Linked DNA regions of Mus musculus: region 2 is linked to region 1. Evidence: chromatin contacts called from ENCODE Hi-C or POLR2A ChIA-PET data. All regions are on one chromosome and are shown on one strand. Each heading gives the region's core, a stretch centred on a gene start or an enhancer-like site at or near the end of the contact. The rest is flanking DNA. Distances are from core to core; before and after follow the strand shown. Region 1 holds the start of Zfp112 (zinc finger protein 112). Region 2 holds the start of Zfp61 (zinc finger protein 61).

Region 1 (4,411 bases), core at 1,432-3,931:
ACCAATAGTTTTAAATTAGGGAACAAGGCTTGCACAACAAAAGCTGGTAAACGTGAGGACTCACTCATAAGCAACCAGACCTTCAGGTACAGAATTTAGTATTACAATTCATAGCAACAGACCAAACCTCAACAGTTGGGAGGTCACCAGAAAAAGAACATGAGGGGTTGTATTAGAAAAGTTGAGAACCACTGCCTTAAAGAGCCCTCTGACAGAATTTAGTATACCTGGCAGTGAGGGACATTCTGAACTGGGCTGTGTCCAGAAGCAGGATCATTCTGAATTCAGATAAGAAAACAGCAAAGGTTCTCCACACTTTGACTTTGTTGAAGGCTTGAAAGTCTGGGATAAAATAGACTTTGCTGCCCACCCCACTAATTTATAGATACAAAACCAGCGTTAGAAAGAAGAACTTATGTTGGGTTGGTTTGTCTGGGTTTTGGTCATTCTTTGATTCAGAATCTCCCTGTAGCCATGGGTGGTTTGGAACTCACCATGTAGATCAGGTTGGATTTGAACTCACAGAGGTCTGCCTGACTCAGCCTTCCAAGTGCTGGGCTTAAAAGTGTGTACCCCGCCGGGTGGTGGTGGCACACACCTTTAATCCCAGCACTTGGGAAGCAGAAGCAGGCAGATTTCTGAGTTCGAGGCCAGCCTGATCTACAGAGTGAGTTCCAGGACAGCCAAGGCTATACAGAGAAACCCTGTCTCGAGAAAAAAAAAAAAAAAAAGTGTGTGTGCCCCCCAACATCTGCTTAAGTGTATGAATTTCAGTGGTCACTTGAAATCTTGAAGGAACCATGCTGGTATAAATTAATATGAAGTGGAAATGGCTACAAGTTAGACCTCTGAATACGTCAAGGTTTGGTTGAGCAAAGGAAATTGTTTAGTAAATGCTGAAAATGGTTGTTTGGCAGTGGAATTGATGAAAGTTTAAAGACTTTGGAGGATCTAAGTGACTGTGGGTATATGCCCATGTGCATCTGGTTTTGGCTATTTAGCCTTGTTAAATGTATAAATAACCCATATGTCTTGCCACAGTTACTAGGTAATAGTTGATGGGTCCCAAGAGTTATACTATAAAATAGATTACTGATTAAGCAAATGGTTGAGTAATTTCTATCATTTGCTAAATAGCTTTATTTTGAACTGGTGAGATGGCTCAGCAGCTAAGGATGTTTGCTTTCAGTCCTGACCATCTGATTTTGATCCCCATGACCCACATGGTGGGAGAGAAAGAACTGACTTTTGCAAGCTGCCCTCTGTCTTCCACATACATGCAAATTCATACACATAAATCCTTTTTGAAAATCCAAACTTAGGTTGTTGATGGGCTCACTCTGCTGTTAAAAGCACGCACCACTTTTGTAGAGGACCCGGCACCCACGTCAGTTGGCTAACGGGTTTGTAAAGTCAAGTTATGGGGGAGGGAGGTGGGAAACAGACGTCCTCTTCTAGTTTTCTTGGGCACTACACGCAATGGTGCATATACATGTGCCCAAGCACACATGTGCACACACGCACACATACATTAAATATTTAAAATTATTAATTCAGTTCCTTTGTACTTGATTTACCTTTTTCTGCATTCCTGCTTCCATGCTTTTTATAGAATTGCTTCTTGAACTGGGTGGGGATTAGTTACGTTGAGTTTGTCCTAGTGTCACGTTTGAAAAGCTTTTCTTTTCCAAGATTTTTATAAAGACAGTGGAGGTTGGAGAGCTGAAGGTGAATAGTGATAATCAGCAGAATTAAATAAGGGGAATCCCATCCCATAATCAGCCTCCAAACCCTGACACCATTGCATAAACTAGCAAGATTTTGCTGAAAGGACCCTAATATAGCTGTCTCTTGTGAGACTATGCCGGGGCCTAGCAAACACAGAAGTGGATGCTCACAATCAGCTATTGGATGGATCACAGGGCTCCCAATGGAGGAGCTAGAGAAAGTAGCCAAGGAGCTAAAGGGATCTGCAACCCTATAGGTGGAACAACATTATGAACTACCCAGTACCCCGGAGCTCTTGACTCTAGCTGCATATGTATCAAAAGATGGCCTAGTCGGCCATCACTGGAAAGAGAGGCCCATTGGACATGCAAACTTTATATGCCCCAGTACAGGGGAACTCCAGGGCCAAAAAGGGGGAGTGGGTGAGTAGGGGAGTGGGGGGAGGGGGACTTTTGGGATAGCATTGGAAATGTAAATGAGGAAAATGCCTAATAAAAAATATAAAAAATAATAATAATAATAATAAGGGGAATCCCTAAACTCAGGACTATGCAAATGATCTGGAAGGGAGGTCCGCTGGGGTTAAGGCAGGCCCTGCAGATCCCGTGAACTGTAGACCCAAGCAGTCCCTGACGTGCTCTGGGGAAAGCGCTGTTTATCCCAATCTTCCACAGAAAGCAGGGAAAGCATCGTGGTTCGAAGATTTTTGGCTTAGGGTATGCCAAGGACTTTCAAAAGTCTGAAGTCCGGTTTCCTTACTCCATGGCACTTCCGCTCGGGGAAGGCAAGGACTCTGAAAATTCTGGGAAATGTAGTTCATGACCCTCCCATCCCCGGGATGATAAGATAACTTCCGCTGCAGGTGGGGGGGGGGGGCTGAGAGGCCATCCTTCCGGTTGGGAAATGTAGTTTGGGAATCCTCAGTGTGCAAGATCCTCTGCAGGAGACTGCAGGAGACTGTTCTCCCCGCAACCTTCGGGAATTCTGGGAAGTGTAGTCCTGGCTGCCTATGCGGGAAGAGTCACTTCCGCCCCAGGTGTGTGAGGCCTTGTTCCGTTCCTTTCAGAAAGGTGAGCCCTCCCCTTTACTGACCCCTCCCGAGTGTGAGCGATCCTTTTCAGGTTGCCCTGGGTGATAGCCACCAGGCTTGTATCCTGGGTAAGGAAGTCTGCCTCGGAAAGGTAGAACGTGAACTTACTTTGGAAGAGCATGCCCGAGTGTGCTGCGATTGCACACACTGACTCAGGCCTGGCCCGGGGCTGTCAGTCACCTGGATGGAGGGTCTCCTGGGCGATGGGCACCCCCAGCCGCCTCCCTAGCTCTGGTCACGATGCCATCTCCCAGCAGTGGAGTTCAGACTCTCCATCTCTGCCTCCATGCTTTCCACCACGCCTTGGTACCTATCCAAGAGTGATCTAGAGTTTCCTGCAAGGCTCAAAACTGCTGACGCGCGGTAGGAAATGGGACATTTACTATCGGTGCTTTCCAATTTCAGAGAAGCTGGACGCTTTAGTGACCCACGGATGGTCTCAGAGCTCCTGCTGTAGGGTCTCTGGACCCAGCCTGTCCCCATTATCAAAGTCCTTAATGACTTGTTTTGTTTTTGTTGAGACAATCGTTCCCAGCTTTGTGTGCAGTGTCCACTGTGCCTTACGGGGGCCGGGAGAGGTGTTAGCTGAAGTCCGGTTTCTCCGAGCAAGTTGTCTTCTTAATCCTTTATATAAAAAGTGCTGCAGGGGAAAGAGGCATCAGAGAACGTGGTAGTGGTGCAGTCGTTTGAATGAGAAATGACCCCGTAGGGTCCAACCTTTGGATGCCAGGTCCACAGTTTAGAGGGCGGGGTGCTGTTTCTGGAGGTTTGGCTGGTGTGGCCTTGCTGGAGAAATACGTCATGGGGCGGGGTCAGCCTCCAAGGTGTTTGCTCGCTATGCTTGAGTTTCAGAAGGGAGCTCTCAGCTTCTTGCTCCTGTTGACAAGTCTGCCACCTGCCATGCTGTCCCTACTATTATGGAACTGAAAGCCAAAATAAACGCTTTCTTCCACACCTTATTCATGGTGTTTGATCACAGCAACAAAAAGTAACTAATACACAGGGGTAGACCTTAGCATCCTTCTGTCAATCTGTCTGTTCTGAGGAGTGAGGCTCTCTTTACTCATTAGCAGATCCACTTATGAAGTTACCCTAATATTTTTTAATTAATTCTGGACGGGATAGAGAAATGCTTGGACATAAAGAATAAGTATGAAATATAAACATTTAAAACTAAATGCTGTACGGGTTCTATCCAAATTAATAAATATAACTCTTAAAAGAGCTTTATTGGATGTGGAGTCATCATTATTTTTATCACTTCTATTTAAGGAAAAAAATAAAATTTGTTTTTTAGAACATAGGTTAAAAATTTACTGATTGTACCAAAAAATATAAAATTATTATCATTATATCCTGTGTTCCTAGGTAATTATATTTCTTTATAGTCTACTTATTTTCTTAATCGTATACGCTACAGTTACTTCTACAATCATATTTGCAGATAACACTACAGAATCATTTTTTACAATCGTATTTGCACTAGCCATACTGAAATGGCTCAGCCTGCAAAGGCACTTGCCACCAAGCCTGACGTCCTGAATTTGATCCTTAGGACTCATATGGTGGAAGAAGAGAATTGTTGTAGATACA
Region 2 (4,164 bases), core at 752-3,251, 190 kb after region 1:
CTGCTTCTTGGTCAGCTGGCCTCACCTAATTAGGCAATCTCGAAGTCCACGAGGGAGGATTTGGTGGATAAAAGCTTTTACCACCAAGCCCGAGTTTGGTCCTCAGGATACACAGGATGGTAGATGGGCAGCATCTCCCCAGCGTGGTCTTCTAATCGCCACACCCACACCGCAACTCACGTTTTCCACCCCTACATAAATATTAAACAGAAAAACAGTGGATGGTTCCTGGGAACCCGAGGTTGACATCCGGCGTCCATACATGTACACACACACACATGTACACACACACGTACACACACACAGGTCTCAATAAATGTACAAAGCCCGCTCTCAAGATCCCTGCAAGCCAGTGCTAACCTATATTCATGATACTGGCTGGCTTCCTCTGGGAGCTTGGACCAGTAAAATGTGGGTTTGAACAGCCTATTGTCAGAGGCTAGCCTGGGATATGGCCCCCACCCTTGGGTTCTTGGAAAGAAAACTCTTTTACCCTCTCATGCAGTGCCAAGGCTTAGAAACCCCCGCTTGTGGGTTTTTTTTTTTTCCTTTATCCATCCCTTCACCTAGTGCTGGGGGTCACTCTCCTTCCTGTCCCATCGGGAAGGTCTGTGGCCCAAGTTCAAAGTAGGACAAGGATGTTCGTGTGCTTGCTTCCGAGTTGTGGTGCCTGGTGGTCTCTTCGGGGTTTCTGCCATCTGGGCACAACACTCTGTATAGACTCACCTCTAATAAAAGTTAATCCCAGGTGTACGACCCACACATCCTCCAGCGTCAGCCAATCTTAGTCACTTATGGCTTCCAGCACTGCTTTTTGGGAAGTCAGGGCTGCAGGGAAACCAAAAATTGTAAAATTATAAAATTCCCTACATTACATCTCACAGTTCCTGCCCCAGTACCTGCTGCAAGCAGCCAGCTCCTTCCTCTAAAGGTCATAGATGGGTCACAACTGTGACGGCCAAGAACTGGATGAAGTATTACTATGGTCTCTCCATGAGACCTGCATGCCAGGCAGTTTTGAGTGTTTCACCATCCTTTTTTTTTTTTTTTTCTCTCCAAGTATGCTACTAGGAAGGTCTAATGTCTGTCTTTTGCAGAACACCCAAGATATGCACAGAGAGATCTGCTAGTGCGGCAGGGGCAGAAGCAGAGCCGACTAGGGGGTGGAGAAGGTGGGCGCCGCGGGAGCAGGGAGGGAGCTGCAGAAGGGGAGCGGTGGCCGCAGGCGGAGAGGGGGGCTGCAGGAGGGAGGTGGCTGCAGGAGTGAGGGGGACTACAGGAAGGGAGAGGGGGCTTCAGAGAGGAAAAGAGGGCTGCAGGGAGGGAGGGGGGTAACGAGGGGAGAGGGAAACTGCAGAAGGGGAGGGCTGCTGCAGGCGGGAGGGCTGCTGCGGGCCGGAAGAGGGGGTCTGAGGGCAGGGAGAGTGGGTTGCAAGAAAGGGCTGCAGGACCAGAGAAGGAGATTGAAGGCAGGAGAGGGCTGCGGGCAGGAGGGGAGGGGAGCTGCGGAATGGGAGAGAGAGGGCTGCAGGCAGGGAGAGGGGGCTGCGGGGACGGGGCGGGGCGGGGGCACTGCAGAAGCCGCTCGCGCCGAGGGCCTGCAGGCACCAGGACGCTCCCTCCGGAGCTCGCCGCTGCTCCTTACCTTTCAAACCTCGCTCCTTCCTTTTCACCCGAGACGCAATTGCTGTCGATCTCAGAAGCATCTAGCGGGTCATTCTGGAGGTTCCTGGCTAAAATAACTCAAATCCAGGGGGACAGATGGCTACAGGCTAGCCTGAAGCCGACGAGTTCCCAGAATTCCGCGTGGAGAAACCGTGCGTGACGCTCGGCTCCCTCAGTGGTAACGGAAGTGAGGATGCAGAGGCGCGGGTGGCCGGTCCCGAAGCTAGGGGAGGAGCACCATCCTCCCGTATTGGATTTCCCTGTTGTTTTTCATTTCCCATACTCCCTAAGAAAGTCTTGGACAGCAACGTCTTTACATTGGAGGATGTCTGCCTTAGGACGTATAGGCTTTGGCGCTGGAGAGATGACGTGGTGCGGAGAGCGCTACTAACTGCGGAGCTCAAAACCGTAGTTGCTCCAGCTCCGGAGGACCCGTCGCTCTCTCGTGGCGTCCTCGAGCACTGCATGTACAAGGTACACAGACAAAACATGCAGAGAAAACATCCATAAATAAATAAATAAATAAATAAATAAGTGAGTGAATAAATAAACTTTCCAAAATACTAAAATAAATAAATAAATAAAATAAATCATTTATTGGTGTGTTCATGCATGCGTGGGGAGCGTGCGTGCATGTTATGTGAGACCCCCGAAACTGGGGAGACCTCCGCTCAAGTCCCGGGATGAGCTGGCACCCCAATAAAACCACACCTGATGCAAAACCACAAGAGGCTTTATTGTCAGCTAGCTGAGGACCGCGCAGGGCAGGGGAGTTCGGCCCCCAGAGGTAACAGTAGGGGGGGGGTCTTTTAAAGGAAAAGTGAGGAATTGGGAGGAGTTGGGAGGAGAGTTGGCAACAGTTCTTCTCTGGCGAGGTGGGGGAGTGAGCTATAGCTCCTCTCCTGTGTCTATCTCCGTGTCCTTGGCACAGGGAGCCAAGCAAGGGCCTGGCTAGGTCTTCCTACAATTATCGCATCTCTGGTTGTAAGGCACAGAAAAAAAAAAAAAAAAAAAAAAAAAAAGCTTTTTGCTGGCTATAGAGAACAAAGAGCTTCTTTCTGGCTGTATCCCCAGAGATCGGGGAAAACGGGCTTGGGGGAACGCTCGGGGTCTCACAGTTACAGCGCAAATGAGGAAGTCATAGGACAGCGTACAGGAGTAAATCTCCTTGCAGTCACTATGTGGGTGCAGGGGACCCAACTCAGGTTGTCAGGCTGGGCAACAGGAGTGTTTACCTGCTGAGCCACCTTGCCAGCCCTTGAAAACTCATAAACCCCAGCACAAGAGCCAACTTTTTAAAAGGAGTGAAGATTCAAACATGGTTCAGCAATTTCAATAGAAATAAGAGTAGCAAACATGGACATGTTTATCTTTAGAATTTTTTTTAAAGAAATGGATATAGGCAAATTACCTTGTGGGGGGAAAATGATAACATGTGAGAACTGAACTATCGCATGTTGATGGCAAGAATACAAAGCGGACAGCTGTGTATTTTTTAAAGTTGCTCTTAGAAAAGTTAAATATATTACCATTGATCAACGTAGTAGTAATTCTAGATGTAAATGGCTGGCTGTTTCACAGCATAACCCATTCTCTTAACTCCCTCCTTCCAGTTTCCAGCCCAGGCCCCTTCAAACATTTCTCCCGGCCACTCCTCCCTCAGTTTTCCAACAGCGTAAACAGTCCTTCTCCGGCTTTCCCCATTCTAACCGCTCCAAGCTATAACATCGGCTCTGCCTGTCTACTCAGCTCAGCTTCTCCTGGCTCAGCTGTCTCAGAGTTCCTTCTGTCCCTACTGCCTTCTCCTCTACCCCGCCCCTTCGCTTCTACTAGCTCCGCCCCGGCCCCGCCCCCGGCCCCTTCTCCGCCAAAACTGGCTTTGTTCTCCTTGGTCTCCTGAAGTTTCTCAGTCCCTGCTTCTTTACAAGAAATGATGGAAGCTGTTGCCTATACAGTGAGAGCTTGCCTTTATTTCATTAGCTTGTTTCTCATCATTTTCTTTTCAATCAACTGAGCTCCGTGTTTATTTCACTGACTTTAGACTCAAGTTGGAGATAGTTACTGTGGCCCATAGCTGACTCAGAAACCACTTTTGGCATAAAAATAGATTGATTATTTTAAATATGCAATTCCTTTTTCTTGCTTTCTAATTCTTTTGGAATTTTTTTAAAGATTTACTTATTTTATGTATGTGAGTACACTGTCGCTGTAGCTGTCTTCAGACACACCAGAAGAGGGCACCGGATCCCATTACAGGTGGTTATGAGCCACCGTGTGGTTGCTGGGAATTGAACTCAGGACCTCTGGAAGAGCAGCCAGTGCTCTTAACCACTGAGCCATCTATCTCTCCAGCCCTCTTTTGGAAATTTTTCTGAGACCATATATGAATTAAATGTTGTTTCCTCCTTTAGCCTCTTCAGGAAACTCCATGCTTTGCATCCACTGCAGCTGGCAGACTGAATAAAAATTTTTCAAGTGACTGTCTTTCTCAAGGCTGGC

What was found. A loop is a pair of places that touch in the nucleus more often than their neighbours do. ChIA-PET counts read pairs that join two places held with the same protein, here RNA polymerase II (POLR2A).
Region 2: a map of adrenal gland shows a loop between it and region 1 (2.2-fold over the local background). The contact joins the promoter of Zfp61 here to the promoter of Zfp112 in region 1. A Hi-C loop is called at or near these places in 1 of 37 maps with a recorded cell type or tissue (adrenal gland). POLR2A ChIA-PET finds 5 or more read pairs at or near these places in 2 of 5 experiments (Patski and embryonic stem cell).

Annotation. Positions count from the first base shown.
Region 1 is chr7:24,109,639-24,114,049 of GRCm38, forward strand. It overlaps Zfp112 (zinc finger protein 112), which reads left to right and starts at 2,682. Exons shown (of 5, transcript NM_021307.2): 1 at 2,682-2,798.
Region 2 is chr7:24,297,548-24,301,711 of GRCm38, forward strand. Zfp61 (zinc finger protein 61) reads right to left here and starts at 2,002. Exons shown (of 7, transcript NM_009561.2): 1 at 1,646-2,002; 2 at 727-828; 3 at 26-191. It overlaps Zfp94 (zinc finger protein 94), which reads right to left. Exons shown (of 6, transcript NM_001199321.1): 6 at 4,157-4,164.